Linked DNA regions of Homo sapiens: region 2 is linked to region 1. A link is a contact called in ENCODE Hi-C or POLR2A ChIA-PET data. All regions are on one chromosome and are shown on one strand. The core of a region is the stretch at or near the end of the contact, and the rest is flanking DNA. Distances in the headings are between cores, read along the strand shown. Region 1 overlaps SYNE3 (spectrin repeat containing nuclear envelope family member 3). Region 2 overlaps DICER1 (dicer 1, ribonuclease III).

Region 1 (2,700 bases), core at 40-2,539:
ACTGGGCTGAGTTTGTCTTCTCAGCCTCATCAGAAACTGGCATCTGCAGAGGATGGAAGTGGATTCGGGGAAGAAAATGGTTTTCACCAACAACATCCCAAAGTCAGGATTTCTCATCAATCCCATGGATCCTATTCCCAGGCATCGTCGACGCGTGAGTCTGTCTAGCAGGGCTGTGGGAGAAGGGGCCAGGCCCCAGGTCAAGAGGTGGGTAGGGGTCTCCAGCACAGGCCCCTCCCTGTCTGGGGCAACATGCTCTGCTCTGAGGACTTGGCCACGTCCTGTCTCATTTGAGCCTGCCCCAGCTGTGGCCAAAGAGCATTTGATCCTACTCCACAGAGGACCTCAGAGATCCCAGAGTCTGCAGAGCCAGGCCACCAGGGCAGTAGGGGTATCCCTTAGCCAGTCAGATACTCACCTCTGTGAGCCACTAGCAGCAGCTCCTGCAGGGAAGAGAGTGTCGGGGCTGAAAGCTTCCTGCTGGCCCCAGATTGGAAACCGAAACCATACAAGATGGGAAAACTTTTCTGCCATGTTTCATCCATCCCTTACTGCCTCTAAACAAACTTGAGCTTTGTGGAAAAGAAAGTTATTCCTTGTTATTCAAATACATCAAATTATTCATTTTCCCATTCATTCTTTCATCCACTCCTCCATTTGCTGAGTGCTACTTTGTTCCAAGAACTGTGCTCAGAGCTAGGATACAGCCGTGAGTAACGCTTCTGACCCTCAGAGAATTTGGAATCCGGCATAGAGCTTTTCAGTGGGCACACAGCCTTGTATTAAAATGCAGGTTCTGGGCTGGGTATGGTGAGCTACACCTACAATCTCAGAACTTTGGGAGGCTGGGAGGCCAAGGCAGGAGGATTGCTTGAGGTCAGGAGTTTGAGACAAGCCTGGGCAAGATAGCAAGACCCCATTTCTATAAAAAATATTTAAAAATTAACTGGACATGGTGGTGTGCTCCTGTAGTTCCAGCTACTCAGGGGCCTGAGGTGGGAGGATCACTTGAGCCCAGGAGTTTGAGGCTGCAGGGAGCTGTGATTGTGCCACTGCACTCCAGCCTGGTGACAAAGCAAGACCCCATTTCAATCAATCAATCAATCAACAAAAAATAATGAAATAAGATAAAATGCAGACTCTGAGTTAGTAGATCTGGCTAGGGCCCACAATTCGATTCTGCATTTCTAACAAGCTCTCGGGATAGGCCCATGCTGCTGGGCCCGGGAGATACTCACCTCTGTGAGCCACTAGCAGTAGCACCTGCAAGGGAGAGAGCATCGGGGCCGAACACTTCCTGCTGGCCCCAGAATGGAAACTAAAATCATACAAGATGGGTCTATTTTTGTGCCATGACTATATTTTATAAAAGAAAAAAAAAAGAACTAACTACATTGTTTTACCCATCACTTTCCCTTACTGCCTTTAAACAAACTGAGCTTTGTTGAAAAGAAAGAAGCAAGGGAGTGGCATCCACAGGCTGTTAAATAAGGATTTACAAAAAACAAAAAACAAACAAACAAAAAAAACATGGTGCACCTTGGCAGACAGGCCAGAGGCTATGGGAGCCTGCAGCAGTTCCTAGGTCCAGGACCGGGAAGCCTCTCCTGGAAGATAAGACATCTCAGCTGAATTTTCACGGCTGAGTGGCAGTGAGGAGAGGAGGGAGAGAGGTGTGTTCCCCACAGAGGAGACAGTATGTGTGAAGAGCAGAGGGAGAAATTCGAGTGCCAGTTTGAGGGGCCAAGACACATCTGCAGGCCCAGGCTCAGAGGACAGGGAAGACAGCATGCGCAGTGGAACCAAGACTCCCGGGTCACACTGGGGAGTAGTGAGAGGCACCAATGTGGATAACCAAGAAGTTAGCTGAATGGGCTTGCATCATAGACAGAGCACTCCGGTCATGGAGCCCCGAGGGGGCAAGCATGGTGGAAGGGTGACTATTTGTATAGCCATCCTGGTAAGAGATGGTGGTGGCTTCCGTCACCTCTCAGGGGACCAGAAAGGGGACAGTGAGGAATGTTCTTGGCCCTTAAATGTGACCATGTTGAGTAGAGATTCATTGTTCATCCCCCAGGCCTCTCCCGTCGCCATTTTGGGCATCTTGTCCTGGTCCCTGCCCCTCTGCCTCAGGTGGAATTCCCAGGACACATGGCCAGGGGGGCTCTTTCACCTCTGACGCTTTGGCCGTGTGTGATCCTACAGGCAAATCTTCTACAGGAAGAAGAAGGGAGCCATGAAGATTTCTCCCAGCTCCTGAGGAACTTTGGGCAGTGGTTGCAGGTGGAAAACTCCAAGCTGGTTAGAATCATCGCAATGAGAACTTCTACAGCTGAGGACTTGAGGACCAGAAAATCGAAGCTGCAGGTCTGTTCCCCAGGAAAGGTCCCTCATCCATAAGGTTTGCACCCACAGAGGCATTTGCCACCAGGGAGTTCTTCAAAAGAAGGAACACACCCACAGTTTGTGAGCTGTTCTCCCTTGTGTATAGATAATCGCTTTTAAACTTTTTTGGTTCAAAGATTTTAGAACTTTTTCTGGCATTCATTCGTGTGTTCAGCATGCTTATGTAGTTCCCTACTTGGAAAATATCACCACTAATCACTTGACTCCTGTCACTTAGCTATTGCTGTGTGACACACCATCCCAACAGTTTGTGGCTGATAACAATAACTATGTATTTAACCCATGGTTCAGAAG
Region 2 (2,700 bases), core at 113-2,612, 310 kb after region 1:
GCTCTCAATTAGAGTTGTAAGATGCAGCACTCTGGGAGGGTCCAGGATCAGAGTCTGAATTTAGCTGAGATGTTAATGTTGAGGAGCCCTGACCTTGTGGTGGTGTTTTCATTGAAATCGGATAACAGGGGCTTTTGGAGAACTGTGACAGAGTGTGTGGAGGCTGCCCCAGTGCAGCTGTCCTAGCTCCTTTTCCACTTCCAACCAATAAAGGCCTTTCCTACTGTTTAGAAAGAAAGAAAGAAAAAAGAAATGATGATAGAGACAGCTGTGCAGTGTTTTTACAACAGTCTCACCGTGGCATCCAGAGGTGCTGACTGTAGATCGACCAAAATTCATCCACAGTTTCTAGTCAGTATAGTGGAAAACATATAATGCTGGAGAATATTGTACATAAAGTTCAAGGAAAACTGTATTGCTCTTCCTTGATGCCTAAAGTTAAATTACTGTGCTACATAAATTTTATGTAATTTGGCAGGAAGTAAATGACTCAGGTATAGTTTTAACTAATTACAGATCTAAAAATAAGCTTCATTAACCTCATACAATTGCATCTTTTAATTTCTGTTTGATTATTTTATTGAAAAAAGGAGATGGTTCTAGGCATATACATACGAAATGAGCTTGAAAAGGCTAATGGCCTCTCCCCCCACCTTCAGGGACTTAACCTAAGGCTGGGTTACATTTAAGGAGCCATTTGAGAACAACTGAAATCCCAGTTAAACCCCACATGAAAATGCTACATTATTATTATTTGGCATTAGGTTTTTTCTTTTCTTTTTTTTGTAGATACTATCAGACTGTCGTGCCGTATTGGTAGTTCTGGGACCCTGGTGTGCAGATAAAGTAGCTGGAATGATGGTAAGAGAACTACAGAAATACATCAAACATGAGCAAGAGGAGCTGCACAGGAAATTTTTATTGTTTACAGACACTTTCCTAAGGAAAATACATGCACTATGTGAAGAGCACTTCTCACCTGCCTCACTTGACCTGAAATTTGTAACTCCTAAAGTAATCAAACTGCTCGAAATCTTACGCAAATATAAACCATATGAGCGACAGCAGTTTGAAAGCGTTGAGTGGTATAATAATAGAAATCAGGATAATTATGTGTCATGGAGTGATTCTGAGGATGATGATGAGGATGAAGAAATTGAAGAAAAAGAGAAGCCAGAGACAAATTTTCCTTCTCCTTTTACCAACATTTTGTGCGGAATTATTTTTGTGGAAAGAAGATACACAGCAGTTGTCTTAAACAGGTAAATCTGTAAGTTGACTCCTTTCACATGAGAACAGGGAGGCGTCCTGTGTTGTGATGTGATGCGCTGCAGCAGCTGTAAGAGCTAGCATGAGGGTTATGTAAGTGTCCTTGACTTGGCGCCATCATTGCTGATACGTCATGCTGTCCTGGGATTGACAGAGAGGATGTTTTCCAGAAGGCTGCTTTTCATATGGCTGATATTTTTTTCTTAAAGGATGCTAATCTATTCTAATCTACCTAAAATGGAGGACAAGTATGGTTTTTAAAAAAATCAGTATACATTTAAGTAAAGCATTGTTTTATATTCAATTTTAGATTCAATTCAGATATTTATTAATCCTTAACTATGTGTTAGACATTGTGTTAAGCATTTCACACCAAGTGTTCCCCTCAGGTAGTCTTAGGAGAAATTTTATCTGGGTATTGTGACTAATTTTTTAATGTTGATTTTTTTCTCTTAAAAATATGGATTCAACTTTTCAAGGCTAGGTTGGGCATGATGGGTTGTGCCTGTAATTCCAGCACTTTGGGAGCCAGAGGCAGGTAGATTGTTTGAGTTCACAAGGGGCAACACAACGAAACCCTGTCTCTAGAAAAAATACAAAAATTAGCCGGTGGTGGTGTATGCCTGTAGTCCCAGCTACTTGGGAGGCTGTGGTGGGAAGATGAGTTGAGCCTGGGAGGCAGAGGTTGCAGTGAGCTGAGATGGCACCACTGCACTCCAGCCTGGGCAGTAGAGCCAGACTTTGTCTCCAAAAATAAAGTTTTCAAGGCCACAGTGCAAAAAGTTTAGAACAATTGAATTTATTTTGGGTTGGTTCATAGACTGCATATTAAAATTTTGTGAATCAGAAGAGAATAAGAATGTTGGGGAAAGTTCTAAGACTATTAGCAAAGGTGATATTGAATCCAAATTTTAGGCCGTGGATTCCTACTCTTTCTCCCTTCAATGAAAGATTTTTTTTCTAATTTAGAACCAGCCAGGGAGCTATACTTCAGATTTCTGTCAGATGGTCACTTAATGTATGGTCCTTTTGGTTTGTAGATAGATACTCTTATTTTTTTCTGCCAAAAAAGGTCCTTATTTTGTACTTAAATCAATTTACTTTTCTATGAGATCCATTAATTGGCCACAGTTGATCCCTAACTTTTCTGCAAGTAGTGATCTCTTAGGAAAAACTAAGCTTTGCTTCCTAAGGTAATTTGGGATTTTTTTTTTTCTTTTTCTTTCTTTGTGTGTGTGTGCGCGCGCGCGCGCGTACACGCACGCGCACACGCGCTTAACTGCTTCTGAATGTTTAGGGGTTTTAAAAACTTTTTTGAGTAACGAGAAATTGGACTCGAGGGTCATCATCTGGCAGTTTTTAGTCTGGTAATTTTCATAGTCATTGAGCCTGATCCTTCTGATGAATACAAAGGAAAATAACTTTAGGGAC

The links. Hi-C counts contacts between places; a loop is a spot of excess contacts on that map. ChIA-PET counts read pairs that join two places held with the same protein, here RNA polymerase II (POLR2A). Pooled maps may share reads with other maps.
Region 2: a loop to region 1 is called in a pooled map, with 2.1 times the contacts of the local background. The contact joins two enhancer-like sites. A Hi-C loop is called at or near these places in 7 of 168 maps with a recorded cell type or tissue (adrenal gland, aorta, cardiac septum and 4 more), 1 of 37 single-sample maps with no recorded cell type and 4 of 50 pooled maps. POLR2A ChIA-PET finds 5 or more read pairs at or near these places in 1 of 52 experiments (Caco-2).

What each region holds. Positions count from the first base shown.
Region 1 is chr14:95,436,487-95,439,186 of GRCh38, reverse strand. SYNE3 (spectrin repeat containing nuclear envelope family member 3) reads left to right here. Exons shown (of 18, transcript NM_152592.6): 14 at 25-154; 15 at 2,206-2,367. Among named protein-coding and RNA genes, the nearest start is that of SYNE3-AS1, 78 kb to the left of the region's middle. RefSeq lists an enhancer at 1-630. Within about 2 kb of position 1,289, at least 2 of the 41 ENCODE cell types and tissues checked have a DNase peak (open chromatin) inside an H3K27ac peak, as active enhancers do.
Region 2 is chr14:95,122,758-95,125,457 of GRCh38, reverse strand. It overlaps DICER1 (dicer 1, ribonuclease III), which reads left to right. Exons shown (of 27, transcript NM_177438.3): 8 at 790-1,262. Among named protein-coding and RNA genes, the nearest start is that of MIR3173, 14 kb to the left of the region's middle. Within about 2 kb of position 1,362, at least 4 of the 41 ENCODE cell types and tissues checked have a DNase peak (open chromatin) inside an H3K27ac peak, as active enhancers do.